7 separate regions of the Homo sapiens genome follow, and regions 2, 3, 4, 5, 6 and 7 are each linked to region 1. The links are chromatin contacts, found by Hi-C or POLR2A ChIA-PET in ENCODE. All regions are on one chromosome and are shown on one strand. The core of a region is the stretch at or near the end of the contact, and the rest is flanking DNA. Distances in the headings are between cores, read along the strand shown. Region 1 has its middle 870 kb from the start of LINC01966. Region 2 overlaps QTMAN (queuosine-tRNA mannosyltransferase). Region 3 overlaps ZEB2 (zinc finger E-box binding homeobox 2). Region 4 has its middle 26 kb from the start of QTMAN. Region 5 has its middle 48 kb from the start of QTMAN. Region 6 holds the start of QTMAN-AS1 (QTMAN antisense RNA 1). Region 7 overlaps ZEB2 (zinc finger E-box binding homeobox 2).

Region 1 (4,207 bases), core at 1,214-3,713:
GGAAAATTCCTGAGTTCCTCATACCCTGTTAATATTCAAAGGTAGCTGTTGATCAGTTATCTGACAGGTAGAGAATAATTCACATTGCCACAAAATTACAGTAACCTTTTTGGAAATGTCTTGTGGTTGAACATTTTTATTCCTTGGTCAGGCAAATAAGATCACCATTATATTCAGAGAGGATGCTTGAGTCTGCGCCTCCTGTTTAGGAGAATTAATATATTCTTAGGACAACTGTCACACTACACAAACCCCGTGCTATCTGCAAACAGCTTGGGGAAAATATTTCCTTAGGTCTGACATGAACTAGGCACCTCTTTTATGATACTTTTTTGGCAGAGAGAACCAGCCTCAACAAACCAGCTTCTTTCCAGTCATACTGCGTACACATCCACCACCTCTGGCCTTATTTTTAAACCCAATGATGATAATAATTTTAAGGGCTGGGAATTATGAAGGCTTACTTGGCAGAGTCTTCCTATTGTGAATGATAAATCAAACTTGGGGTGCTTGCCAGCAAAAAAGTTCTTTCTTATCTCAGTAAATAAGTGAGGGTGGGCCTGATAAAGGCAAGACAATTTGGTAAGAATATTGTGATAGGGGCAACGGGTGGGCTTTGATATGGTTTTATTGCCTGCCTCATTTCAGTTTTTGGCTCACACACATTTGTCCACAAGCAGTGTCAGTTGGCTTTTTCCTTTCACAGCAGATTTTCTTACCTTGTAAGTAGAAACCTACGTTAACCCTCTGCCAGTAAAAATAAGAGAAGCATTTTCTAAGCATATTTCTAATCAGCCATTCCTCTCAATAAGTGGATCTGTAAGACTGCAAACATAAAACATTGTTTTCTAGTCACCCCGATTTCCTAAGTGTGTAAATCCCCACATCTCTTCCCCTTTACAGCGCGCTCTCACTTGCATGCTACTAGTTTGCATTCTAAAATGCCACCTGTTGAAAATAAAAGTCTCATGATATTTGCAAATTTTGGTTCATCCTGGTTTAGCTTTACACAGCAGTCTAATTTCACCGTGCTTAGCAATTACTTTTATTAGTTACTCCACCCAACAATCATATGATGTCAGAAACTTCATCTATTTCCCTGTCTTTATCTCTCCCTCTCATTCATTTCTTTCTCTTTTTTCTCACATATTAACACACATACACCCAGTTATTATCACTCAAATCATTTTAGCAGATCTCTACATGTGTCTCAAAATATTCCATATAACTCAAAATAGCAAGTACTTGAAAAGATAGTTATCATCCCTCTGAACAGGCAAGAGCAACTGAGACATAGAGATATTTCTCTGATTAGAGATTTGTTGTTTTAGAAATAAGTTACATAAAATGTCCTACTGCTTTTAGCTGTATCTGTTGCAACTTTGAGCAACTCAGTTTCTTCATTGGATAATATGAGGGCAGTGGATGAGGTCCACAGTGTCTCCCAGGGATATCGTTGTACAGTTCTATTTCCTCCAGGGCACATGTGAAATAAGTGAGGGATCTTTATGTAGACACAGCTTATCAGTCCCAAAACAGTGTCCCTCCTGTAGATCACACATTTTCTGATAATAACCTGAGGGGAAGAGGGGCAAGGTTGCCTGTTTCCTGACATCCTGCTTTGCATACCCAAGACACCTACTTTATTAAAAAGTTAACTTTGCTCCAAAAAAATTTTTCCCTAAGTTTTTCAAGATTGATTGTTTCCTGTTATTGTTGGAGGTTTGCTTTCTATGGTCATTTGGTAAATAAATAGCTTTATAGGGGAAAACAAATGGCCTTGTTTTGTTTTTCTACTCCAGGGTTTATGTGTTAAATTTCAGCTATGTCGTGTACTCACAGCTTAGTGCTTCAGACGGTTATGGGGAACTAGGAATTCTTAAAGGGGTAGGACAGGATGTCCTTTTCTATCGCTCAATGAGTCATGGAGGATGAATGCCGTTTCAGGGGTTCTGTAGTTGTGATTTCAGTCAAGTTCCAGTGGCTTTCAACCACTTCTCTAAATCTGAATGAAGAAGCAGCCACAGGGACTGTGTGAATTATGCTAAGATGCATTCCCGTTAAGTGCTGAAGTGGCCTTTGCAGTGAATCCTTAAACTTTACAATGCCAGCAACAGCCTATCCAGAGACAGGGCAGAACCCCGACATATACCCTCTTCCATGCCCACATAAGACATTTGCATTTATCTCCATTCTTATTGCATTGAGCATCTCTGTCTCCTGGTCAGCAACCTCTGTGTCTTTGGAAAGTCAGGCCTCACTCAGAGCATGCTCCCTTCTCAGGCATTGTGACAAGATTGTGTTTCGGTTCCAAAGGGTTAATCCCAAAGTGAATTCTTTGCATGTGTAATTCAATACTTCATAACTGCTGAAAATTGGAGTCCACATAATTTATTTTCTTTGGTCGGGCACATTTGCCTCATGCTTGGCCGGGGCTGACTTCAGAGAGACACACCTAAAACTCTCAAGTGTCCCAAGTGGCCCATGTCAGTTGTACAGAGAGATTGTGGTACTTGGACAGAGCCCAAGGATTAGGTGTTCCTGAGAAGGTTTTTTTGGCTCTACAAAGCCTTAGGATGTCATGGGAATAGGCTGCACTCCCTTTTCCCCCTTGAAGGCCACATATCAACGGGGTATCTAACCACTCAGAGACAGGCTCTACACAAAGGTATACATTAAAATAAATAGAACATGCAAGCAGAAAGAACTGAAAGAGAGGGAGGAATTGCTAAGTGGAGACAGGAAACAATTGCTTCATTGTTGAGGCAGTGATCTTAGAATTGCAGAGTACAGCCCCATCTACAGGACAGTTTGTAAAGTTGGAGCTTTTGGCTTAAAACACGAGACAGAACTTTACATGCAGTTTTTAATCCAGCTCACTTTGCATGGGCTTCACCTCACTGACAAAAATCCCACATTTTTACTTAAAAATAATTGTCCCTCTTTGATGAGAGGGATTCAGAGAGTGACAGAGAGATAAGAAGTGAGGAAGAACGCGGCTTAAGGGTGCTTTCATTTAGCTCCTTTTCTTATTTTGGCAGTAAATATTCTTGTCCTCGCAATACTCATTTAATCTCTTTCTTTGCTTTCCAACAACTTCCTCTCATTTGGTTTCCTCTCATTATTCCTTGATTTGGGAGGGGGCTTGTGTATTTTCACCATTCAAACAAAATAAAAAAGCTGTGCTTGTTTGAACACCATTTTTGTGCTGGCTGGCAAGCATGTGACTTTAAAGAAGGTTCAGGTTTTTAGGTTGAAAGGAGCTGAAAAACTTTAAAGTAATAATTAAAGCCAACTCTCTACGTGCACATTCCCTCCCCTCCCTTTATTTTAAAAACCTTGCCTGCCAACGCAGTGGCTGCTGTCTTAATGCTATTTCAACAGGAGACCTGGGTTTCAGGACAAGATCCAGGCCATAGGGGAGACTTGATGGCTCGGGGAATTAGTAATGGGATTTGGAGCCCTTCATTTCTAGGTCACTGGTTTGAATAGAGCCCAGGTCAGTAATGACTGAAAGTTGTTACCACCCGATGCCTGCTCTTCCTTAGCTGATCTGAGCTTGCCTGCCACTCCATCCCTGAGTGCCTGTGGCCCGTCTGCACTAATGGCATTCATTGACAAGTTGGCTAACTTAGGCCTTAAATGTGAGGCAGCCCAGTTTCTGCCATGTGCAAACACGGGGTCCACACTCTGCTGCAGCTGCTCTTCAGGGAATAATGCAGAGAGAGACAGAGTTACAAAGCTATTTTGCCTTTCTGATTACTCTGGGACCTAGCAAATCTATCTCCACTCACCTTAAGTCTCTGAGGCATTATATCTTCAGCCATTTAAAGGTAAGATCCAGGGAGAAGAAGGAACAGGCCTCAGAGGACCAAGTTTTCAAATACTCCAAATGTATGTATTCTGAGAAGACCGATTTAAAAGATCTGAATTAGGAGCTGCTGCTGCTGTTTCTAGTACCAGATAATCATGGCCCTTTTAAAATACCGCTTGCTGGACCCCAAACCTGTGCTTACAAAGTGTAGAAAGAAGGCAGATGTTTCCAGAACTTATATTAGGAAAGTGTTTGAAAAAATAATTACTGCTTTCTTTTTGTTTGTTTGTTTGTTTACAAGAGGAGAAATGCTTGCTGTAAAAGGATGGAGATAGAGAAGGAAGGACTGTGGAAACTCAAGAACAATGCACTACATTGGCAGTTCCTGCAACC
Region 2 (4,246 bases), core at 29-2,528, 1.5 Mb before region 1:
CCACAAAAAAATGGCTTATTTTCATTAATTTGCTTTGTATTGCCATCATTCATTGTCTTCATTTTTAATTCAGTGATATTTATAGCCAAATGAAATGAAGTACAGTCAGTTTTCCTCAATCTGTCTCAGTCTACTCTTCATCTTCTGGGACCCAATTCATGTGATCCTTTAACAACTATTTATTTCACACCAAACTAGTTATCTCCCTAAAGCCTACCAATCTAGCCTCTGGGCATATTTCCTAAATAAAAGCATTAGATCTCTGTAAACCTAAAATTTGCATACTAAAGGAACAAATCAGCTATCAAAAGGCCTAGTAGTATATAGCAGTTGCTCACCGCTAAGCAGAGTTTAAAATTCATTTCAATTTATTATTTTTTAAAGAAACAGCAATTGACTTCTTCCCTTTGCAAAATGCAGTTTAATGGGCCTAGTTAAATTAGAGGTAATAGTGTAAAGCAAGTGTTTTAAATTGGTAAATTCTAAACCTTTTAATAAAAGTACATCAGTCAGAAGTTTTAATAAGACTCAGCAGGACAGAGAAGAATTAACAGTCTGTAGGAATCAAAAGGGGTGATAGGCAATGATAACCTTAAACATTTGCATAGGGATTTATAATTTCATTGCTTAAAGGTTAATGAAATTATGTGGTATTTTGCCCACTCTTATCCAGTAAATGATTTCATGCCTTGATTTGTATATATTTACCAACTGAATCCTATAAAGAAAAAATGACTCCTTTATCAATTAATCTACGACATTTTTACTTATACACTTCTGGGTGCACAATTATCATTACCTATTCTAACCAATAACTGGGTCCTCTAAAACACAATGTAAGGTTTCCAAAGCATCTCAGAAAAAAGAACAAAATCAGAATTCTGAAAGTACATTAAATTGTAATGTGACTGCTTTTTTAAAAACTAGATATATTCCTTTATTTACTTTATACTTCAAGTCTACTATTGCTAAATACTGGCTTTTGCCAAATATTAACATAAAATCCACCCTAGAGATTGATGAAGGCATTCAGGATACACTGAGGGTGAAGATGGAGAAATGCAAACAGTCCACACAAACAAGTAGAACAGGTTAAAACAGTAAAAGGATTCTAGGCCAAAGCAATTGTTTTAAAACATAACAGCATAAAAACGACACACTACTGAGGCCTTGCCTCACTGAGCACCCAGGAGGGTGCAGGGTCAGCTGCTTCACTTAATACCCAGTTCTAAGAAAAAAACTGCAAAGAGCCTCACTTAAGCAGAGTGGTGCTTCCTACCCTGGCTGCACGTTAGAATCCCCTGGATAGCTTAAAACAAAAACCTAAAAATCCACACTTAGGCCCCATAACCAGAGATTCTGGTTTCATCAATAATTTATAGACACTACTCAGGGTGATTTCTTGATTTCTTAGGTGCAACTAGGGTTGAGAAATATGCCAGAAAGCACTGGTTCTCGAAGTGTGGTCCCTGGACCAGTAGCAGCAGCAACAGCAACAGGAAACATGTTTGAAATGCAAATTCTCAGGCCTCACCCCAGACCTAGTGAACCAGAAACTCTGGAGTGGGGCCCAGTGTTTTAACAAGTCTTTCAGATAATTCTCAGATGCACTATGTTTGAAAAACACTGCTTTAGAGTAAGAATGGCCTGGTTTTCAATTTTCTCTCCACAATTTACTAGCTATATGACCCTTGGTCAGCTCTCTAAACTTCTTCCCTCACATGCAAAATAAAAGAGTTAGCTACCATTTCTTTAACGTCGAATGTGTGCCAGGGTATGCCAATAAGCACTTTATATACATTATATAATTTAACCCTTACAGGTTTGTCAGATAGATATCATTACCATTTTACACCAAAAGATGATGAACCTCATCCAATATCACAAACTAGTAAGCAGAATCAGAATTTAAACTCAAGTTTTTAAAATTCCACAATTACTGCTCTTTCCCTATTCCTCAAAATATTCTTGCTGATCTTTCTTTTTTATTCTTCTTTCCTTTCTTTTCTTCTGTTTTGTCTTCCTTTCTTTCTGTCCATCTTTCTTTCTGTCTTCCTTTCTTTAGGAGGAAGCTTATCTTGTTACTATAAAGCTAGATATTACCTAGTGTGTAAGTGTGTACAGTATTTACTATGTGACTACAAAGTACTTAGCATTCTACCACATGCCAGAAAGAAAAGAATTAAAATACAAAAAAAAAAATGAAAAGAAAGAAAGAAATCATAGTAACGAAGCTATGAGCTAGCTGGAGATAGATCCATTTTGCAAAACATAGGGACACATATGATTTCATTCTTAACTGGCAGGTGGAAAACAGAAATAACTCAGAAATTCATGAGATTGGAGCTCAGAGACCAAGGCATGACACCAGGAAGTGGAAGTTTGACTTGCTCTGAAACAAGGAGTAAAAAGTTTCTCCAGCACAGGAGGAGAAAAAACAGCTAGAGAATATAGCACAATAGAAAATAAAGCTAAAGTAGTTAAATGGGTCCAGATTGTGACTCAGAATAAGAAGAGCTTAACTTTAGTACAGTAAAAGTATAAAATGTTTTTTCACAGAATATTTTTGATGAACTGATAGTAAAGAGATAAAGTTAAAATCAAGTCATAGGAACTTATCCTAGAAAAAATATGAACCAAGGGTTATGCTGAAAAAAAAACAAGCAGGAGAAAAAGTTACTTCTATTATTAAAAGTGTTAAGTGTGATCCACTCTTTACTGTTTCCATGGGCTATTCATATCCATTACATAATATTTTCAATCATCCACTAATCCAACCAACACTGACTGATCACATTAAGCTAGGTATCAAGGATAAAAAGTAAGCTTCTGACTCAGGGCACATGGAGCAGCTTTACATAAGAAACAGACTGCCAAATGTTTTATGCAACATTAACATAAAGTTATTAGGAATTCCAAAGGCCACTATAGACAGACCAATTGTTAGCAATGACTGTTGTGAAATTCCCGAAAGTCAATGAAGTATAAGCTAGCCAAAATGTTATGCATATAAAATATAAGAGGCCAGGCGTGGTGGCTCACGCCTGTAATCCCAGCACTTTGGGAGGCCGAGGCAGGTGGATCACTTGAGGTCAGGAGTTCGAGACCAGCCTGGCCAAGATGGCAAAACCCCGTCTCTATTAAAAATATAAAAATTAGCTGGGCTTGGTGGCATATGGCTGCAGTCCCAGCACTTTGGGAGGCTGAGACATGAGAATCACCTGAACGCAGGTGGCAGAGGTTGCAGTGAGCCGAAATTGCACCACTGCACTCCAGCCTGGGCGACAGAGCAAGACTCTACTTAAAAAAAAAAAAAAAAAAAAAAAAAGAGTATTCTGCCTATACTACCGTACTAGCATCATAATCATCACCTCACAAATGGAGTAACCCCAGTTAATCCACATTTAGGCTTACATATGGCTAAAAAAGGCAGGCAAACATAAAATCTAGAGGTAAGCTTTAAATATTCACATCACTCATTCCATTTTGTGCTGAAGAGCTAATCAAAAACTACGCTCAGAAACTCACAGGAAGATTCTACCTATGTATTGAGGAAAAACTGCAAGGTACAATGGGATGACTGCATTTATTAGCATCTAAGGTTTCTAACTCTGTCAATGACAGTCCAATGCTGTATAACATCTTCTTCTTTAGTTTTACTGTAATCTGACAACTCCATAATGCCCATTTATCTCCAAGAACCAATTTAAGATGCATGTATGTATGGCCATCAGACTATGCTTGAATAACAAGGCACTACTAGGGTTATTTTTTCTCAGAATAAATGTGAATGGAATTTGCTATGATATTAGGAATGATAGCATTTTGCAAACAATATAATTTAAGAAACAGTAATGAAACTCTATTGAAGCTGTTTATTAATAACCTACACAAATATAATCAAAGAACTGAATCCCAGCTGTTAGAAACGACTTGAAAGGTCACTTGGTAAAATACTAGCTTTTATCCCTTATGGTATCTAGACCATATATAGTGTTAAAATTAAAACAATGATATCAAAAGGCATCCAAGTACTTTAAGTGATAATTTATCTGGCCCCAATATATCCAACTCATATATACTACTGTATTTTACTAAAGTTCAATCGCCTATCATCTCATTCTTTAATAATATAAACTATATATGACAATGTGGCAGGACTAAAAGATTGGTACTTGACTGGTTTAATTTCAATAAAAGTGATTGGTACAAAATCATCTTTTAAAATATTCAGACCATGCTATAC
Region 3 (3,698 bases), core at 621-3,120, 1.3 Mb before region 1:
AAAAGCACAATTTTGCCCTGACAGAGAAGATTTCATTTGGTCCACATATGACTAGGGAGCCGATTTCATTTCCTGTAAAAAACCCCCTCAAACGCTGCAAAGTTACCTGACTCAGCTGCTTGTAGAAATCAAATTCAGTCAGAGATAACAGCTAATCATTTGTCACAGTAAGAAGCAATTCCCTGAAATCGGAAGGGAAAACCTGCCGCTTCAATCCGCAGGTCTGTCAGATTGCTAGAAATTACATTCTGCTCTGACTAACCTCTGCACTTGGATTGCTAACAACAAGCAGCCTGCTCTATCAAAAGAGAATATCATACAACCAGGAACCGCTTTTGATTCGTTCTGTTCCAATAACCTGAGAAAAGTTTATGGACATGCCTTGCTGCCTGGACCTCAATTTCCACCAACCTGCACACTGTTTTGAATTTATAGCACTGCAGCTCCATAGTAATGTAGGTAAAATTTACAAGCTGACTATCTGCTACTTCATTGAAAGAAAATTAAGAGTTGATTTTATAACCACACGACTGATATTTGCCTTCTGATACTTTGAGGAAGCATACGGTTTGGAAGCTTCAATTAAAATGCCAAAAGAGAAAAAACAAATTGATTAACTCTCAAAATACAATTTATATTTTTTAGAAATGCTTCCCGGGAGGGAATTAACTTTATACTCTTCTATGTAAACACTATTTGTGCAGCATAAGTTTAATAAAAATGATACATCACCTCTCTGTTAGGTTTATAATTTGCATAGCAATAGTGAATATGGAATTTTGGTCAAAATGTTTCTCTCGTCTCTCTCTCTTTCTCTTTCTCTCCCTCCCCACATCTCTCCTGCAATAGTACAGGATCGTTGGAAATGGGTAAGTTTAATATCTTTCCTAATCCCAAGAAGCCATTATTATTACTTAAAGTATATCTCAAGGTAGGTTATTAACCCCCAAGAAGTTACAGCTTTGAGTTAGAATCACATAATCTTAAAAAAGGACAACATATTTTCCAAGCAGTACTTAACCAAATACTCTTCTTTAACTCTGACTAGATTTATGATGAATACAGATATTGCAACTCTTATAAGAACTTAAAGATGGCGAACTCAGAGATTCAGCATTTAAGAAGGCTGCCTCTAAGACTAAGACTAAATCCATCCCAAGTTTGTTCCATTGTTTTTTTTTTTTAAAGCATTTTATTTTCCACAGTTGGAATCAGCTGAGGATACAGTGTGAGCAGTGACTCTGAATTTCCTTTGCTTTTGTCAAACTGTGTCACAACCATAAAGTTATTTTAACTGAGTTTATTTGCCTAGGCATTTCCTTTCTCTTGTAGTAGTGTAAGAGAAAGGAAAACAACCATTTAAAATGTAAGTACAGTTGAGTGGATATAAGGGACTCTTCCAGCTCCTATCGTAAGCAGACAATTCGATGATAAGTATGTGGGCTTTTTAAGCTTTAAAAAATATTCATAAATCCCTTTTTGGATTCTTTCATTTCAATTTTCTTCAAGCAATGAGAATTAGACAAGTTTATAAATTCTCATTTCTACCTTTCTTGGGCCAGTCCTGATTACTCTTATCATGGTTAATACTGGTTCACATGGGGGACTTCCACAAATTCTTTAATATACTGTGTATCTGGTGTAAAAAAAATTATGTAAAATACAATAATTGATGCTATTAATGTATTTGGTGAGATAATCTAATAGATTTCCTTGAAGTAACTCTAATAAATTTTTCTTCCTTAGTAAAAACAACCCCTTGGTCTTAGATTCTGCTCTTGTACAGTCATCCGTACAGTGGCCAGGGCTTAAGCTCTGGTACTGTATGAGTATGCAAACAAGCAGATTTCACAATCAGATGACACTGAGACTTAGGCTTACTGTGCCAGACTCTCTTTGGTGACTGTTCTCTCATCTTGGGCCAGCCTAGGGATCTGAGAACCTGCTGTAGTTAGAAAGAAGTCACCTGACCTCGAAGTTTCCCTCCTGTCTTTTCTCAATCGTTCCAGCTCTCACACTCAAGAGTCAGAGCTCTCCACCACTGTCCTGGCCAGAGCAGCACCCCCCAAAGGTCTGCATGTACCTCTGGCAAGATAAATGCATATAGAAGACAATGCATTTTTAGTCCCTATAGACTTTCTATAACGTCTACGTTTCCAGAATCTCATGTGTGCCTTAAAAACCCTTTTCTTCTACATTTAAAAGGACAGTTTGATTATATAATAATACCTGGATTTATGCATTAATCCACTGACAGCAGAGCCCGTTAATAGACATTTTTCCACTTGCTCCTCATAACAAACCTTTGAAGGGGGGAGCAATTATTATGAGGATGATTTTATAGATGAGTAAATTGAATCTCAGAAATTTTAACTGACTTTTTCCCACATCACCTCGTGTTAGAATCTGGATCTGATTCCTGACTCCAGAAACTATTTGTCTCTAGATTCTATCTGTGCTCTCTTCATCACCTTGGGTGTACAAATCTAAGTGAGCAAACAAAAGCCAAAATAGGATTTTTAACTATTTAACAGAGTATGGTGGTGTCAGTATGAAATCTTGTTCATCTGGTTTAGTGGACATAACTGTGCCTGGGCAGAAGAGAGAAGGAGGAGAGAAGAACAAAGGCAAGGTCAAGAGCAACTACACTGAAATTGGGAGAAAAAGCAAGTTAGATATAAGGAAGAGGACCTGGTATGTAACAGGTATTAATGGGATCAGTGACATCCATCATTTGTGAATGGAACAGGTTTTATTTTGCTTGGAAGGTTTTTTAAATTTTTATTTTTTCATGAAAACTCAACAAATTTACATGCCAATCTCCCCCCATATTTACTCTCATCTCCCAATTTCTCTGAACATAAAATTCAAATGGATTCTACAAATGAACAGACAGCTGTATACTAAATAACTCACATAAGTACTTTTTTGTTGACATTTTGTCCTGTCCCAATTAATGTTTCTTTCAGGATTTGAGGTTAGGTATTCAATTAAAAATACCATTCTTTTCTTGGTCATAAGAATGTACTTGGAGCATTTATACTAAGGCGAATTTAGAGATCAGATACATAATGTGGTACATTCTGTAATATACATGCCTTATGCTACAGAAACTTGAAATTGGGCCTCAATTGCCTATATTTCTGGGCTGTTTTCATTGCTACTTTAATATTATCTATCTTATACACACACATACACACACAAACACACACACACCCCAACCACCACCACCACCACACAACTTCACACTTTTCTGGTATTTTTATTTGCTGAAGTAAAGGTAAATTTAAAAAGCAAATTAAAAATGTCAACAAAGTTTTCATAACATCTTAAAATTACCTAACTTTCTACTTTTAAAACTGAAATACCAACTCTGGATGACTAGAAATTGAATCGGAAATGCCCCCCAGTCTTTAGGTTGGCACTAGGGAAAGACCTATAACAAGTTGCCTGATTTTCCTAAGAATACATTGAGAGAGGGTTTGCAGTTCTCGCCAGCTGGAGGAGTCTTCCTGGTATTGATTGATTATCACAGTATTCACCTTGGAATGATATAGATATACTGGATATTATGAAGCTTGGAATTTTAAAAAAATTACCATTTTGTAATTTTGTTCACATTCCAACTGACAGAAGACACAAGAGATACTTCAATTTTCTAAGAGAATGAAAAAAAAATCTTGCCCATTCTTCTGAAA
Region 4 (4,195 bases), core at 366-2,865, 1.4 Mb before region 1:
CTTTGGCTAACAAAATGAGGGCAAAAGTGATAACTTTCCACTTCCCAGCAGAAGCTTTAAGGGGCTTTCCCTTTTGTCATGCCATAGCAGTGTCCAAGATGGAGTAGTTCCTTCACCCTGGACTCCAGAGTGAAGAGAACTCCAGACAGCCCCAGCAGACCTGCAGCCAACATGCAATGTGAACAAGGAATGACCTTTGTTTTCATAAATCACTAAGACTTGAGGGCTTTTTGTTACCACAGAATAACCTAGCCTAAGATTGCTATTAATTCTTAAATCGTTTTGCATGCCTCGTGTTTTCCTCTCCTCCTCAACCTTTGCTTATGCAAGACTGCATGGTTAAAGCTAGCTGGGCTTTGCTTCTAATCCTGACTCTACCATTTTTTACGTGTGTTACTTTGGGTAAGTCACTTGATCTCTCATCAGTTCATCTTAAAAATAAAGCAAATGGTACTAGGATATGAATGCCTAGCATAATATAAGCACTTGATAAAAGTTTTCTACTAAATTTTGTTCCTCACAGGAGATGTTGGTATGAAGGACTAGTTATTTACTTGAATTTTTGTTCTTGTTGTTCAGTAATTTCCCAGTAATACTTCTAGCTCCTATTTCTTCCTTCAAAGATTTAAGAAATCTGAAAAAGATCCTTACATACGTTCTACTCTCCTCTAATAGGAGACTTAACTTACGTTATTTTCTTTGTCTACCTCTGAAATCTCTATGTACTATATTTACAATTTCATAATTTACTAATGTTACGGACTTCTGTATTCATGCCTCATCCTCATCTTCATACGCCTTACTATTTTTTTTTTGAGATGGAGTTTTGCTCTTGTTACCTAGGCTGCAGTGCAACGGCGTGATCTCCGCTCACTGCAAGCTCCGCCTCCCGGGTTCAAGTGATTCTCCTGCCTCAGCCTCCTGAGTAGCTGAGACTACAGGCACGTGCCACCACGCCCAGCTGATTTTTTTGTGTTTTTAGTGGAGATGGGGTTTCACCATGTTAGCCAGGCTGGTCTCGAACTTCTGACCTCAGGTGATCCGCCTGCCTCGGCCTCCCAAAGTGCTGGGATTACAGGCGTGAGCGCCTGCCCCCAGCCACCATACTCTTAACTTTTGTGAGGACAGGGACTATATCTTATTCATCTTTATAACTCTTTAGGACTTAGCTCACAATTATGTATGACAGTTAATAGATGAAATATTTACCCTTTTCTAGATAACAAAATGATGAAATTATTTTTCAAGCTATCCTAATGAAGGGAATTTTACATGAATATGTGCCCCCCTGGTCTATCATAATCAGAGGTTTACGCCTTAATCTTCCAAAGACAGACCTGCTTAGAAGATGCCTGACCAGTCCCCTTTGACAAATTGGAATGGTCTGAAATGAGGCATGCAGAGCTAAAGATCTCATTTAAAATATTTTCCCAGGGTTAGAAAATATCATTTGGAAACTTGAAAGCCAAAGGCTCTGTTTTTAAAAAATAAATTAAAAATTTGGAATTGTATGTTGTCTTTGTTTTTAGCAAGACTCAAGTTCCTAGCTGACTTCTGTTTGTTTGTTTTCTCTGGGAACCAAGTAGCCGCACTACACCCAAGCATGTATCATTTCACGACAATGACTCAGAAAGCAGTGCAGATGTCATGGCTTACCTAGTCCCTAAAAAATGCCTACCATGCAGGAAATGAAATAAGGTTCTTGGACTCAGCAGAAATGGGGTGAGGATAAAGAGGCTGCTTTGAATTTGTGGGCTTTCCCGGACTGCTTTGGAAACATCTCATGCAAATCCAAACAGTATCTGGGTCACAGATAGTTTTTGACCAGTAATTTCTGAATATACTTCTGGTCTTCTAGTATACTTAGAGGTAGTAGGTCTATTTGGAAAAATAAAACAATTTGAATAATTTAGATAGTTTGATACACTTCTACCAGTGAGGATCTTTTTCTTTTTCGTAACAGTCTGCCATTCCTGGAACCATTTCCAAGGCCTAAAATTTTATTATACCGAGCAACAGATAGAATCCAGTCATCTAGTGCTTCTACCAACAACTTAAATATGCATGATCCGTTGTTTCTGAGTATGGCTTTTTTGTGGCTCTCTCTCTATATATAAATTTAGTCCAGCTTTTTAACCAAGAGACAGCTTGCTAGAAACATGAATTGTATCATTGTATTTGACTAAACATTTAGTCTGTAACTCTTATGACTTTAGAAGCCTGTCAGATGCTATTTGGAAACTTTCTCTTTAGTCTTGGTTATAATAAACCAAAAGTACCTAGAATTCTATGGGACATAGACTGTCAGGAAATGTTGAGTGTATCATTTTTGGGGAAAAGCAGACACTTTTACAAGAAGACTTCAATATGCAAATAAGAAAAGATTTAAGAATATGCAAATAGAAAAACATTTAAGAATGAGGAAGGATTTAAGAAGAATAGAACCATCAAGATGTAAAGCAAATCATTTCATACTTACTTTGAGATCCAGGCTTGTATACTATTCTAAAATGGGGGCTGTTACATTTCTGCCATGACAGAGAAGTTTTTGGGGGGAAATCCCAACGATGACCACAGCCTAAAAATGCACAGCTTAGAGGGGAGTTTCCAATGGACTTGGTCTTCAGCCAAGCCCCAGGTCATTCATTCAAAGTGCCCCTGCAGTATAACTAAATGCTTGTCCTGATCTAGCATCAGCATTTATGCATAGATAATAGGAGTTAGTACTAAGAATCCTCAGGGGGAGAGATGTACTGTGAAGATGTGAGCTGCGTTACATTCAAGGACATCAGCTAGCACAGTGTTGAAGACAATCAGCCCTGACTGAATCTGTGTGTCAGTGTTACGGCTTGCTCAGTTAGGACTCCAGTGAAAACCAGCAACAACAAATGACTACGACATTACTCAGCAAAAAATATAGTTTTGTCTCTTTTCCTAGTTTGTGATGAAGGCAAAGAACCCTCAGTAGGCATCTTTTGTTTAAGCAATAGACAAACAGAAAGAAAAAAAAAAGCATTTTAGACTATCCATCATGGCATTTGAATATTGAGTATTTTACTGACATTTCAGTTCCCACCATCACACTCTAAATAGTGTAAGAATGTTTTATTCGGCAACAAGAAGGAGACAGTGGAGCAAGAATAGAGTTTGGAGTCTCATAGACTTCAGCATAAATGCTGCCTCTGTCATGGGACAAGTTGTTTAAACTTACTGAGTTCCAGTTTCTTCTCTTTCAGTTATTGTCAGATTGAATGATATGGATTAGAGAACTAGACCATGCTTCTTGCAGGTACAGACCGTGACCCATTCTTCTTGGTATTCCTGGTGCTTGGCAAACAGTGTTTATTGATTGAATTAATGAATGAACAAATGATATACTGATGCATTAGCAAGTATGAGCCTGGCTCAATAAATGTAAGTGGTCAATAAATGTTCATTTCCTCTGGGTAAAGTAGCTGTGGGATTATCCTCAGAGTCAGTCTGGGGTGTTAACAGCTCCCTCCTTTTATACCAGGATTGAATTTTGGCCTACACCAGGACTTGAATTTTGATGAGGATAAGTGGGGATACATTGCCAACTGTAGGAATTACATTTATTGGTCCACTTCCAAAAAGAGTGAAATGGAGAAAACATGTAGGGAAGAACAAACCTGATCTTGACAAAATCTTTTTCATGGGCGAAATGTCACTTTGCTTGCATGAATTCTGCAGTTCAGCCATGGGGATACAATTGAATTCTTTTAGTAATTATTTATTCTTTTAGATGAATGCCTAATCTTTTTGGAGAATTTAGTCAAGGTAAACAGACCTCAAACATTCTTCTGAATTAGACTCTTATTTACCTCATTTTTCATATGAAAAGTCTGAACAGGTTGTTAAATTGAAGTCACATATGTGTCGTTCAATATTTTAGCAATTTATACATTGTGTAATTTTTTATTTTATTTTATTTATTTATTTTTTATTTTGAGATGGAGTCTCGCTCTGTTACCGGGGTTGGAATGCAGTAGGCGTGAACTTGGCTCACTGCAACCTCCGCCTCTCAGGTTCAAGCGATTCTCCTGCCTCAGCCTCCTGAGTTGCTGGGATTACAGGTGCCCGCCACCTCACCTGGCTAATTTTTGTACTTTTTAGTAGAGACAGGGTTTCACCATGTTGGCTAGGCTGGTCTCAAACTCCTGACCTCAAGTGATCC
Region 5 (3,993 bases), core at 347-2,846, 1.4 Mb before region 1:
AAGAGAATGATGAGATCAGAAATTGATCTTGAGTTTTTGACCTAGCCAGAGAGTGAATGCTAAAGGGCCTGGCTGTGGGTTGTTTTGGGAGTGTGTGAGTTTCCTAGGGTTGCTGTAACAGAGCCCCACAAATGGGCTGGCTGGAAACAACCAAGCCTTTCTCACAGTTCCGGAAGCCAGAAGTCCAAAATCAAGGTGTTAGTTTCTTCCGGGGGACAGTTTCTTCCAGGGGACCTGAGGAAGAATGTGTCCCGTTTTTCACTCCTAGCTTCTGGTAACAGCTGGCAATCCTTGGCCTTCTTTGGTGTGCAGATGAATCACTCTAATTTCTGCCTCTGTCTTCACATGGCCATCTCCCTGTGCATATCCGTGTCCAAATTTCCCTCTCATAAGGACATCCGTCATATTGGATTAGGGCCCACCCTAATGACCTCATATTAACTTGATTACATCTTCAAAAACCCTATTTCCAGATAAGTCATGTCACAGATATCAGGGGTTAGAACTTCAACATATATTTTGGTGGAGCACAGAAGTCAGTCCAAACAGAGGGTTAAGATCACCATCCCCCCTTCTTTCCCATTTTTCCCTCCACCTCTACCTGTCTTTCATTCCTGAATGTTTCTATCTCTTTATTTTTTCAGGGACCTCTGAGTGCACCATTTTCTGGGACAGTATCTGAAATTCAGACCTTCCTTTCTCTTCATCTGATAAAAGCAAACTTGCTTATGCTCCACTCCCTCAGGGTTCAACTCTCAGCTATAGAATTGATAAATTAAGCCAAGGGAAGATGATAATAGGTGATAATAGGCAAATATCACCCCTCCCAGGTATTTGCATTTGACAGATGACTATATGGAGATAGCACTTTAACCTCAAGATGCTGGTGGAAATTTTGCATTGGGTAACATTTTCTTTTTCAGTACATAGGTCTGTCTGTGACCCTGTAATCATGGCTGTCTCCTCAATCTGGGAAAAGGATGGGCCCTGTCTATCTATTACTCTTTTAAGGAAAAGTTATTGCTACAGACAATTTGATCTATCTTTGAATTGCTCGCATTGATTCATTTCATGATTTTAAGTGCACTACGGGAGGAGATTTGTCCCTCACAAAGAAGTCCATCAAGCGAAAGAATTTTATTTCAGAAAATGCCAACCTGGGGAGAAAGCATGTGGACTATAAGCCCATTTTAAACAGTGGATAATTTTCAAAGAGTGAACACGAGCGTGGAAGGGAATTCAGTTGCTAGGAAAATAAAATAAAATAAACATAATCTTCCTCCCTCTTGTTTTTTTTCGTTTTGGGGTGGGCTGTGCTTCCCAGTCTTGCTGGAGAATGTTTGTCCCTCCCACCTCAGTGGTGACAGACTCACAGTGATGCCTGCGTGTCTGTCTCACAGGTGTGGGTTCTGAGACTTGCCAGCTTAGCGAGACTTTGGAGGAATCTCCCACCGTGGTTGTAAAGAGAAAAGGAGAGAGATAATAGTACACTGGCATCAATAATCTACTTCCTCCAACTGGCTGAGTGTTAGAATAATAGCCTCGGCACTTGCCCTCCCACACCCCCTCCCCTGGCTCCGCCGCTGTCAGATTCTCTTCCCTTCTCCACAACTGGGAACTCTAGGGAGCAGATTGTTTTGGCTGGAATTAGCCGGGCACAGATGGTACCACCTGCTGCATGTTCCTTACTTCTTATTGGCTTCTCTCTCAGCTCTGTGAGTTTTTGTATTTTTTAGGAGTTCAGAGGAAGGGGAAATGGCCGAGGCTCTTGCTCATGCCTGATTCTAGCACAGCTGTTTGGAGCAAACTGGCAACTGCGGGGATAGTGCTGGGACATGTTGATTGGGGAAGGTGCTTCCAGGGTAACGTACCACCGTGGCGTCCTGTTTGCTGTATCTAGTGCTTTCGTTTCCAAAATACAAACTTTCTTTGAGCCAAACAATTTCTGTTTTCCAGGCTGACGGATCTGCCTGTGACCAGACACAAGGCAGGTGGTCTTGCGTGAGTCTGAAAAATGAGATTCCTCTCATTCTAAAATCAGAAGGGCATAGAATGTCATGTTACTGTTCTTTTTATAGGGGAGGTAATTATGAATAGGCCACAAACAGGTTGCTGTGCTCATTTCTGGACAAGTCACTGAGAAGAATAACTCAGGAGGCCTCGGGCTCCCACGGAGCGAACCTCATAGATTTATAAACTGTTTTCTCGCCTATGGAAACATGACATTGGATCAAAGGACCTAAGAGGTTCTATTCCTCCAGATCCTCTGAATTCCGTGGAGTTGGTCCTAAGTACTAGATCACACTATAAACCCTTCCCATGACCTGGGAACTGTTTTCTCTACTTCTCTGACATCATCTTCCACCCTTCTCCCTTGTCTACCATGCTTTGTTAGGCTGGCCTTCTTTTTATTCTCCAAAAAAGCCAAACTCATTCCAGCCTCATGTATTTGCACCTGCTGTTTCTTCTTCTGGAACTCTCACTGCACAATCTTCCCATGGCTGACCTCTTTACAACCTTCAGGCTCAAGTCAATCACCACTGCCCTCAAGGGCTTTTGTGGATCTGCACCCACCCCCAGCTGACTGTCCGCTACTTCCATCTCATTTACAATCACATCACCTTCTTTTACCTGCAACAAAACAGCACTATCTGAAGTGATCCATAAAATGGTTCTGTTTTCTACTTTCCCCACTAGAATGTACATCCCTGAAGGTGAGGATATTGTCTATTCACCGCTGTATCCCCAGGACATGCAAAGTGCTTCTCATATAGTATCACTCACTAATATACATATTATTGAGAGAAAGGTGTCATTTTGTGTTTAAATAGAGGAAGCAGCAGGGTACAGAAGGGAACATGGTTGAGACTTCCACATTAGTCCCTTCCTAAGGCACTTGGAACTTGGTATTATCCTTATTTGTGTATGTCTGCCTCTGCCAGATTGTAAGAAGCCTGAGGTCAGTAATCCTGCCATGTTCATTTTTGGGTAGCCCATAGTACCTAGTATTGTGCCTTACACACGCTAGGTACTCAGTACATTGAACTATTATTGATGTTGCAACTATTGTTATTTATTAGTATTATTTGTAGGCCCACTAAATATAATAAAATGAAAGCATCATACAAGTAGTAGAAGTATCAATAGAAGCAATAAAAACATCTATGCCATAACTGGAGATCTGGCTTCTGGTCCCAGCTCTGCCAGTAACTATGGAGTGATCTAGGGTTTTATTTCCTCAGAACACCAGAATTTGAAAAGCCAGGGCTTTGGATGAGAGAGCATCTAAGATTCCTTCACACTCTAACCTTTTGGTCTGTTTCTGTCTGTTCCAATTTTCCCATTGCAGATTTATGAATTCCTACTGCTCCTCTTACTGTGTACACCTGCTGCCTTGTTTCCTCCTCAGACCACGTCAGGATCATTCAGTGCATTCAGGGTTCAGAAAGGTCATGAGCAGAGAAAGAATGGTACTGAGGACTCATAAAGTGGGCTCAGGCTGAAAACTGTGGGTAGAGAGGTTGGATGGAGCCACCACTCTCCAATGGCCATGAGCACTGTCAAGAGTCTTCAACATAATGAGTGGGTAACATGTAGCAACAGCAGTTAGTAATTTTTAAAGAGCATTTTTCAAAACTGAGCATGTCTCTGGCTCTTAGTTAAAACAGACTCTAGCCCACAAGCGATTAATAGTCCTGAGATGATGATGTGACATCTTAGAGTTAACAAAGGGTTTCTAAAGTAGATTATTTTCATTGCACTCTTGCATGGAAGAGTTCTTGTAGACCAGAACGAACTTCTTGTAGGAAGTAGAGAAACTAACTCATTCCTTCTAATGTTTCCATAGCCATTTGAAGAAGAGTTTTACTGTGACATGTTGGAAAGAACACTAAACAATGATGCAGAAGACTGAGATTCTGACAATCTATGCTTAACTGTTTTCTAGAGACCATTGTGGGACGGAAACAAACAGCCTATGTGGTCTCAAGGATC
Region 6 (4,051 bases), core at 525-3,024, 1.8 Mb before region 1:
AGAGAAGTATGTTCTGTGTGCGTACTACCTACAATGGCACTGGCCTTTTAAAGGGAAGACATAATGGGTTGAAGAACAAATTGTAGCATAGATCGGCCTAATCCCTTGTACTCCAAGGCTCATTTAACACCTCTCTGTAAACAACGGATATTTATACCATAATTGGCTATTTGACCATCAGTGTTCATTTACTATGTAACCTGCTATTATGGAGTTAAAAGAAGCTCCCCTTCATTGGCTCGTCAGCTTTCAGAGTAGCGAAAGTGTCCTCGCAGTTTTAAAAACACTTACACAAACGGGAATCAGTCTGACACTTGTACTCAGAATGAGAAACATTATCATGATATCAATAAGTATATATTTATTCTTTGGGGGATATTATTGCCAGAAAGAAAAGGAAATATATTAGATCTGAGTGTCATTTCCTAAGATTCTTTTCTAAAATTATAGCTTTAACCCTTTAGCCGCAGTTTGGAAGGGAGACCCATCTGCTGATTTGATGTACTAAATAGAAGGCACTTGGTTTCCAAACACTATTCTCAGATTCGCAAAGTTGCGCTGTGATGAATAAATAATGAATCAGATATTTCAATCCGTTTTATGATTTTTGAAAGCCCTGATTATCATTGTTTACAGTCTCTTCTTAATGCACTTCCCATGCGTTCTTGTTCAGCCTTCCAAGAGTTGGTTTATGTAGGCCACCCTCTCCCAACCTCGCTTTACTTTTGGACTGCTCTCACGTGTTAACCCACCCGCTCACACCTTTAAACCAGTTTGGGGAATATTTCAAATCTGAGGGGGGAAATCTTGAGCGACAGATGACAAGGAGTATTCGCAAACACTCCAGGCTAATGTTGCTTGTATTTGGTCACAGGTGTGCCCTGCTTTTGCGTACTATAATATCTCTATTGGTGAGAAAGAGGGAGAAAATTATGCTAAAACCACATGGATAGAAAGGAAAACGGCACTGCTGAAATCAGGAAGGATCAGCATTCCTTTTCTCCTATACATACGTGTGTATACTCAGATAAATAATGATAAATCACGGCAGTGTGAGGGAGGCTTTTAACAAAATACAAGCTTCAAAATAGGAATATCTTCACAAGTTTTCAAAAAGCTAATCAGAGCAAATGAGTGACAAATCAATGTAATGCTTCTAAATATTCTCCTGCCCCAATATTGCTTAACTCCTCTTCTCCACTCCTCCTAAATAACCAGTTGGTGGTGAGGAGGAGAAATGAGGTTTGTATTTCAATATACAGGTGTGAAGTGAAAAAGAAAGCGTCCGGGGGGTGAGATTTAAATCACATATCCGAACATACCAGAGACAGGAGTTATTCTAAACTGTGTAGATAAAATCCCTTTCGGAGAGTCCCCGTGCCCATCCCCACTCCCCTTCGCGGGATTGCTGAGGGCAAGTTATGTTTTTTGAAAAGGTAGTAGGCATCGGTGTTTCTGGTTTTGCTTAGTGCGTCTTCATCGTATTCCCTCGCTGAGGACTGAGCCTGGCCGACTCAGGGAACCGAGTTCAATGAAATCCTCAGACGCATAAAGCACAGGGTGCCGGCCCACCGAGCTGCGCTCCCTTCCCGGGGGTGCCCGAGAGAGAGCACGCGAGCCCGGCGCAGCCAAACCCGGGCAGGGGTGGGTCCCCACCGCGTGTGCGTGTGCCAGCCTGGGAGTGTCGGCGCGAGCGTGGCGGGTGCGTGCCGGTGTGTGTGCGTGACAGCGCGCGCGTGGCAGGGAGTTCGCGCGCCAGGGTGCGCGTGCCAGCGCGGGTGTGCGAGGGAGTGCGCGCGGGTGGGAGCGCCAGGGGCTGGCGGGGCCCGCGCCCTGGGACGAGCCCCTCGTGCTCCGGCTCTGCGCTCCCGCAGCGCCCACGCAGCCGAGAGGAGTGGGTGATGACTTCGTGACCTCAACGTCCTCCCCCGTCCCTCGACATGTTCCCGCGCCTGAAAGGTGCAGAAAACTCCCCCCACCGCTCTGGACGAGACTGAGCTAGGCGTCGAGGGCGGGCGCCGCCGCAGACCGGAGCTCGGGCTCGCTGGCCGCTCAGGCGCAGCGGTGTGGAGGGAACGGACGCGCGGCAAGGCGACCCGCTCTGGGCAACGCGGGCGCAGCTGCCCCGACGCAAGGCACTAGCTGGTCGGGGGCTCGGGCGAGCCGGGGCCGGCGTGCCGGGGCGTGCGCTCTCTCGGCAGGCGAGCGCCGGGCTCCGCGGAGGTCCCTGCGCCCACTGCCTGCTTCTCCGCCCGGCGACCCGGAGTCCCCAGGCTGCGGTGCGCCAGGCCAGACCTGACCGAGGGCGGAAGACCCGAGCGGCAGGGAGGCAGAAAGAAAAGAGGTAGCAAGCCCCAGACAAGGGATCCTTAATTACAGATAAAAGGCAAACAAAACCGTACACCACATTTTCCACGTGTCAGCTGACGGCCGCGACAAAAGGAAACAGAACGCTGGGGGGTGGGGGGGAGGCCCCTTCTTAGCTGCCCCCCACCCCTTGACAATGTGTGCAAATGTAAAATGCATTAGGTAGTAACTCTGGATAGGTGGTGCCCGGGGCCAAATTGCAGCTGCACGCTCCATCGTGTAGGACAGTTTGCTGATGCACCCAGAGGTCTGGGGAACCTCTTACAAAAAAGGGACTACAAATACTCCGCTTGAGCACATTTTGCTTCTTAAAACTTCATTACTCATACATTTTAAGTTAAAAATTTTGTGCTTAAAGTGTTGCAATTATCTTCAGTAAAATTCTAATACACACACACATACACACAATTTTGTTTTGCAGTTTTGTAGATTCCATTTTATTGGCCTGGTATCACAGCATTAGAAATACAAGGGGAAAAGCCAAGACGATGAAAGCCAGGGAACATAGCTGCAAGCACCAGAGAGCACAAGTTCCCCTCCATGGCTCTGCGGCTCAAATGGAAAAAGGAGAGATGTCTGCTTTGATTTCTTTCCTTTTAATTAATCAGGATCACAAAGCAATCTCCACCCTGTCCCTGGGATTTAAGATACTGGTTAAACTCCACCGTGTCCCGAATTCTCCACAGAAGGTGGAGGAGTGTTCAGAATCTGAAGTCCACCCGCGGACCATTAAAAACCTCTAGGTCTGTGCCCTCATTTTTAACACTCAAATTAAAGGATCACCCTGAGCCACCACGCAGTGCACTCTTCTCTATTTTCTCCCTCTTGTTGCTGGGCCGGTTTTGGAAATTAGAAGGGGTGGTCTCTTTGTTAGCAATCTGTTTACTTTCTTCTGATACAATGAAGCATCAGGTCGAAGGTGACAAGGCTTCTTTGCTTAGTCATTTTTACCCATCTCTTTGTAGATGATGTTTTTTTCCATTTTCAATTTTTTTTTTCATCAATGCCATCTCCCCAACAGCATTTCAAAAATAAAATTTCCAAGTCCTTTTTTTAAATGTGGTTCCAGTCAAATGATTTACCCACACCCCAAATAATATTATTTACATCCAGTATTAATAGCTGCATATCAGTAATTCTTAGAGATCTTCTGATCCATATTTAACAATTTAAATGATGGCTAACATTATTGCCAGGCAAATGCCTGAACCAATAGTTTGTGGACTAGTTGCCAGCCAGATGACAGCCAGGTATACACAGGGTAAGAACATAATTAAGTTTCTGCCCTAGTCTCTTCAATTGCAGAAGGCAGACAACACTCTTTCTCACCTTCCAGGGAAGTAGATTAGCAGATTAACAAAATGATGTAAATCACATAAGCTTTACATCCCCCTTCCCCTTCTAATACCTATTTAGGAACACTTTAAAATTTTTCCTTTAGGCATCTAGTCTTTCTGTGGTTTAGCCACATGCTCTCCCCTTTTTGGCTTTCTCCTTCTGTAAAATAAGTAAGGTGAAAGAGCAGATTAGGAGTTTTTCTTTTTCTTACAGCTTTCCTGTGTTTGAGTGGATCATCCTGTTGCCATCGTTTTAGTCCAGTTGTTGTTAATTCATGTTCTTACCACCCACCAAAGAATAGCACAGGATTAAGTTTATATTAATAAATGATGTTCATGAGTAGGTT
Region 7 (4,092 bases), core at 127-2,626, 1.3 Mb before region 1:
CACATTGTAAATGTGGTGCAAATACCTCATGTTATGTGTTGAAAGTGTGGTTCATGTTTGACTTGCATCAAAACTGAAATATAATCCCTTCCTAAGATGTAACTGCCGCAATGTGATAACATTACTATCACTTCATAATCTGTCACCAGCTTTGGTATCTCTATTCTGCAAGGGCTCAATGGAAAGAAATATTTTAATTATTTGGTTGTGGGCGATCTGCTAGGTGGAACAGATTAGTTGAAGATGTGAAGATGGTACAGGAAGAGGCCAAGTGATTTTAGACACTTACCTGGACCATCTACAGAGGCTTGTAGAATCTCGTTGTTGTGCCAGGGGTGTTCCACTCCACCCTCCCTTATTTCATCTTCCTCTTCCTCTCTTGGCAACAGAGCTTGGCTCACGTGTGGGGAGGACTCATGGTTGGGCACACTAGCTGGACTCGTCTCCTGGTCCAGAGGGTTGGCAATACCGTCATCCTCAGCAATATGAAGCTTGTCTTCCTCATCTGTTTCAGAACCTGTGTCCACTACATTGTCATAGTTCACCACTGCAGAAGAAGCACAAAACACACTCTCTAAACACTCTGTTGAGAAACATCAGCCACCCCTAATTGTTTAGTTAAATGGAAAATAATTAATATTTTCATAACTGAATTACTCAACCATGTCAGGAAAATATAATTAATATCCTTCAGGTTTTAGCATTTTTATTCTTTTTCAATTATAGCTGGGTGCTCTTTCTGATTTTAAACAATTTTTTCCTAAAAATGATGGGAAATTCTAAAAAGCAACAGAAACATAGACACACAAACTATGCCTATACTGCATATGTAAAGAGACGTATTGCAATATGTACTTTCGATACTCCACAAAAACTTATAAAATAGATCTACAATAGACAATTTTATTAGCTTAGAGACATGAAGTATTTACTATATAATGTTGTACTATAAATACGAGATGACTTCACTATATTAACTGTGGTTTTTTCCCTAGAAACAGTAGACACACACACACACGTCCATCTATTTACCCAAATACACAAACACATACACAAACCTGCTCCATCTGAATTTTCACTCTTTCTTCTATGTCAACCGTCATGTGCTAAGGCCATTTATATCCTAATCTTTTAAGCAGAAAATGAGGAAAAGCCATATCTTCTGGGCCATTAATACTACTATTGAGATGTCTTCATAGTGTCATAATTACAGAAGATTTCAAAGTGACACAGGCAAGACCAACACAAATGTTAAAATAACTCACAAGAACCGGCGGGCTGCTTTTGCAGCCCTCAGTCCCAGCAATGCTCAGTAGCTTTTCTTAAAATAGACAGCCTGTAAATAAGGTCTGTGAACTCAATTGAAGGTGGCTGTTTCTGAATTAGTCAGCCCTCACAGGCTCTCGGCCTACATGCTAGTACATAAATTGTCCACTTTACCACCAGACAAGAAAGATTAGAGTAATAAACACGGGGCATTAGCTCAGCTAGAGAAACACACCAGCCGTTACGCACACACAGGATTGCCAAGAACTGTTAACCCAACTCTCCAGAAACACACACAAAAAAACAAGTTAGAACCATGACATCATGGGAACAAGAGGGAGAGAGAAAGGGGGAAAAAAGGCTGTGGAAAAAAAAAGCGCAAACAATTTTCAGGTTCATTTTGATTTCTCTGCGCCTAATAAAGCAATCCTCCGCTAAGTTATCAACTGAGCTATCTCAAGTGGCTCTTGCCAGCTATCGGATTATACAAAAGTGGCAGAAAAGGAGGAAAAAAATGAAAAGGATTGTGTGTCAGGTTCATAATGCTTTTGGAGAATTCTGGAAACATGTCTAGTTACAAATTTTAGTCAGTCATATCTGTTTGCTTTGACAGGTTCCCAGGGAGTAAAAAAGGAACAAAAAGAGAGAGATTTTTTTTTTTTGTCATGTGAAGCTGGGGACAAAAAGATTACACCGTGCATATCTGCTCATAATATGATCTTTGTATAATCCGCGGGTCTGCACTTGCCTTCCGAACAACTGCACAACAGGTGCAAATTAAAATGAAAACGGCAGCGGAGCCGGGCAAACAGAATCTGCTGACCTGGTTTGAATACCAATTGACGGGGGAAACAAAACCTTTTCAAGAGGTGTGACCACAAGGGCTTAGGCAAGTTCAGGCTGGGTAATGCCCTCAGATCTACAAAAAGAGAGATATTCTAACATCTCTGCTCTAGCTGTGTGGTCCAGATATACCTTAGTACAATCAATAATGTGCTTCTTTTTTTTTTTCCTGGTGACTGAGATTTAACTATTTCTTAGCAACAAGCAGAAGATTCTTTACAAATTTTCAGAATGCTGGGGGTAGGGGGGAGTGGGAATGGGGGGGCTACAACAAAAGCTCCTAAGGCCTGGGAAGCTTTCAACCCACCTCCTAAAAACTGATCTCTGGGCACAGGAGGAATAAAGAAAGGTCCAGAAGGAGTGAATAAAATTATCTAAGGCTGGACAGGCATTAAAAGGCCTTTATCCTGGAAAAAAAAAAAAAAAAACCCATGCCTTTTAAGGTCTTTTTCTGCATGGACCACAATATCCCGTGTGACACGTGAGTGTTCCTGCAGCAATACAATTGAAATATTTTCTTGTGGAAAAAAAAGAGAGATAAATGATTTATGAACAGCCCTTGAGGAGTCCCAAATATCAGAACAATCTAAACAAGCAATGAAGTCATGTCTCACCATATAGGGTCAGGAGTACAGCATCCATCACCTTCACAGGACAACAATACTTCACAACCTTTAGGGTTTGTGCTCACAAATAGTAGTAAATACTTTTAAACTAAATAAATAACTGCTGTCAAATTCACTTACAGAGGCAGTATGCCATCTTTTCTAGCGCTGTGTTAACTAGGATATGCATTTCCATATGCCATTATGCTGGTGTGCCACTCTCCCAACCCCTTTTTAAATCCAGGTACAACAATTCATAACATAGTTTTTATATCTGAATTCAAATGAGACAATCTCATTCTGCTCTTTCTGGTTGACCATCTGACAATCAAAATTAAATGCACTGAGATGGACTTTGCACTTCCTGATCCCTACCCCATGCCCCGACTTCTAAATCCCAGGATTTTCCTTTAAAATGTTCCCTCACGTCTAGTCAGTGGATTTGCCTAGTACAAGTACTGTGGAAATTTTCACCATAAAATATTCTTACTCTAGAATGGCCAATACTTGATGGGTTTAGCCGCACTTACATTATGAAATAAAAATAAGCTCATTTTCCCATTTGGACCTGTTTTGATGTTTGCCCACCATCATCACCACTGGCAGAAGAGATCTTAATAATGTAGCTTTGTCTCTGCAAAGAAGAGATTCAATTTTGTATAATAACCAACGTATACTGGTTTTAAATGAGGTTCATTGGGCAGAATATATTAGGCCAGTGTCTGTTTTTGAACTTATGATATATATCTTTTTATTCAGCATTTAAAAGCCTGGAAGTTCCCATATAACGTAGCAAAGTTCTATTCAGTCCTTACAGGTCAAATAAGCCACCCTTTGCATGAGTCTCAGCAAAATTTTAGACATGTATTGGAGCTACATGGCTGGCACAAAAACAGACAGTTACTTCAAAACCACAAAGAAGTGGGAGCCCAAAGAATTCCTTTCTGCAATTCAATAAACAAGAGGAAAGATGTACTGTTTGCTGGCTCAAAATAGACACTAATTTTACATCTGTCTCTGAGGCATAGCAAAAAGCCAACTAAAGAGCAGTAATAAATGTCCAAAAACAGCATCAGTATCCAAAACTCTCACAGTAGTCTTCAGAGGAATTAATTACAATTCTGTGTAACAGTTGCATTGGCAAAATGCACCTATAATTATATACAGGTACTGTACTGTATTACAGGGAAATTTGCCATGTGATACTATGTTTACATGATAATTGATGGATAAGATAAAACTATTTGCATATGAAGGGCATAAGAATTACTGGCATGGCTCACCATTTTATGTGGAATCATATTAAAGTTTCATTTTCTCTAAAACTGTATGTATAATATGGGGTTACCAAAGGGCATAAAGCTGATACTTAAATTTG

Evidence for each region. A loop is a pair of places that touch in the nucleus more often than their neighbours do. ChIA-PET counts read pairs that join two places held with the same protein, here RNA polymerase II (POLR2A). Pooled maps may share reads with other maps.
Region 2: a loop to region 1 is called in a map with no recorded cell type, with 5 times the contacts of the local background. The contact joins two enhancer-like sites. A Hi-C loop is called at or near these places in 4 of 37 single-sample maps with no recorded cell type and 3 of 50 pooled maps.
Region 3: a pooled map shows a loop between it and region 1 (2.5-fold over the local background). The contact joins two enhancer-like sites. A Hi-C loop is called at or near these places in 1 of 168 maps with a recorded cell type or tissue (ascending aorta) and 4 of 50 pooled maps. POLR2A ChIA-PET finds 5 or more read pairs at or near these places in 1 of 52 experiments (WTC11).
Region 4: a map with no recorded cell type shows a loop between it and region 1 (11-fold over the local background). The contact joins two enhancer-like sites. A Hi-C loop is called at or near these places in 2 of 37 single-sample maps with no recorded cell type and 5 of 50 pooled maps. POLR2A ChIA-PET finds 5 or more read pairs at or near these places in 1 of 52 experiments (OCI-LY7).
Region 5: a map of heart right ventricle shows a loop between it and region 1 (6-fold over the local background). The contact joins two enhancer-like sites. A Hi-C loop is called at or near these places in 3 of 168 maps with a recorded cell type or tissue (B cell, heart right ventricle and posterior vena cava), 5 of 37 single-sample maps with no recorded cell type and 6 of 50 pooled maps.
Region 6: a loop to region 1 is called in a pooled map, with 2.9 times the contacts of the local background. The contact joins the promoter of QTMAN-AS1 here to the enhancer-like site in region 1. A Hi-C loop is called at or near these places in 3 of 37 single-sample maps with no recorded cell type and 8 of 50 pooled maps.
Region 7: a loop to region 1 is called in a map of endothelial cell of umbilical vein, with 5 times the contacts of the local background. The contact joins two enhancer-like sites. A Hi-C loop is called at or near these places in 2 of 168 maps with a recorded cell type or tissue (ascending aorta and endothelial cell of umbilical vein), 2 of 37 single-sample maps with no recorded cell type and 11 of 50 pooled maps. POLR2A ChIA-PET finds 5 or more read pairs at or near these places in 1 of 52 experiments (WTC11).

What each region holds. Positions count from the first base shown.
Region 1 is chr2:145,749,873-145,754,079 of GRCh38, forward strand. No RefSeq gene overlaps it. Among named protein-coding and RNA genes, the nearest start is that of LINC01966, 870 kb to the left of the region's middle. RefSeq lists an enhancer at 2,163-2,212. Within about 2 kb of position 2,464, at least 12 of the 41 ENCODE cell types and tissues checked have a DNase peak (open chromatin) inside an H3K27ac peak, as active enhancers do; they include ascending aorta and heart right ventricle, where a contact is called at or near this core.
Region 2 is chr2:144,239,658-144,243,903 of GRCh38, forward strand. All of the region lies in intron 1 of QTMAN (queuosine-tRNA mannosyltransferase), which reads right to left. Among named protein-coding and RNA genes, the nearest start is that of QTMAN, 91 kb to the right of the region's middle. RefSeq lists an enhancer at 1,292-1,371. Within about 2 kb of position 1,279, at least 4 of the 41 ENCODE cell types and tissues checked have a DNase peak (open chromatin) inside an H3K27ac peak, as active enhancers do.
Region 3 is chr2:144,454,946-144,458,643 of GRCh38, forward strand. All of the region lies in intron 2 of ZEB2 (zinc finger E-box binding homeobox 2), which reads right to left. Among named protein-coding and RNA genes, the nearest start is that of ZEB2-AS1, 63 kb to the right of the region's middle. Within about 2 kb of position 1,871, at least 9 of the 41 ENCODE cell types and tissues checked have a DNase peak (open chromatin) inside an H3K27ac peak, as active enhancers do; they include ascending aorta, where a contact is called at or near this core.
Region 4 is chr2:144,356,501-144,360,695 of GRCh38, forward strand. No RefSeq gene overlaps it. Among named protein-coding and RNA genes, the nearest start is that of QTMAN, 26 kb to the left of the region's middle. RefSeq lists an enhancer at 472-985. Within about 2 kb of position 1,616, at least 9 of the 41 ENCODE cell types and tissues checked have a DNase peak (open chromatin) inside an H3K27ac peak, as active enhancers do.
Region 5 is chr2:144,378,400-144,382,392 of GRCh38, forward strand. No RefSeq gene overlaps it. Among named protein-coding and RNA genes, the nearest start is that of QTMAN, 48 kb to the left of the region's middle. Within about 2 kb of position 1,597, at least 9 of the 41 ENCODE cell types and tissues checked have a DNase peak (open chromatin) inside an H3K27ac peak, as active enhancers do; they include heart right ventricle, where a contact is called at or near this core.
Region 6 is chr2:143,935,293-143,939,343 of GRCh38, forward strand. It overlaps QTMAN-AS1 (QTMAN antisense RNA 1), which reads left to right and starts at 1,775. Exons shown (of 3, transcript NR_110237.1): 1 at 1,775-2,344. It overlaps QTMAN (queuosine-tRNA mannosyltransferase), which reads right to left. Exons shown (of 12, transcript NM_001376312.2): 12 at 2,776-4,051. RefSeq lists an enhancer at 1,199-1,882 and a silencer at 2,077-2,276.
Region 7 is chr2:144,429,480-144,433,571 of GRCh38, forward strand. It overlaps ZEB2 (zinc finger E-box binding homeobox 2), which reads right to left. Exons shown (of 10, transcript NM_014795.4): 3 at 290-547. Among named protein-coding and RNA genes, the nearest start is that of ZEB2-AS1, 88 kb to the right of the region's middle. RefSeq lists an enhancer at 1,053-2,766. Within about 2 kb of position 1,377, at least 16 of the 41 ENCODE cell types and tissues checked have a DNase peak (open chromatin) inside an H3K27ac peak, as active enhancers do; they include ascending aorta, where a contact is called at or near this core.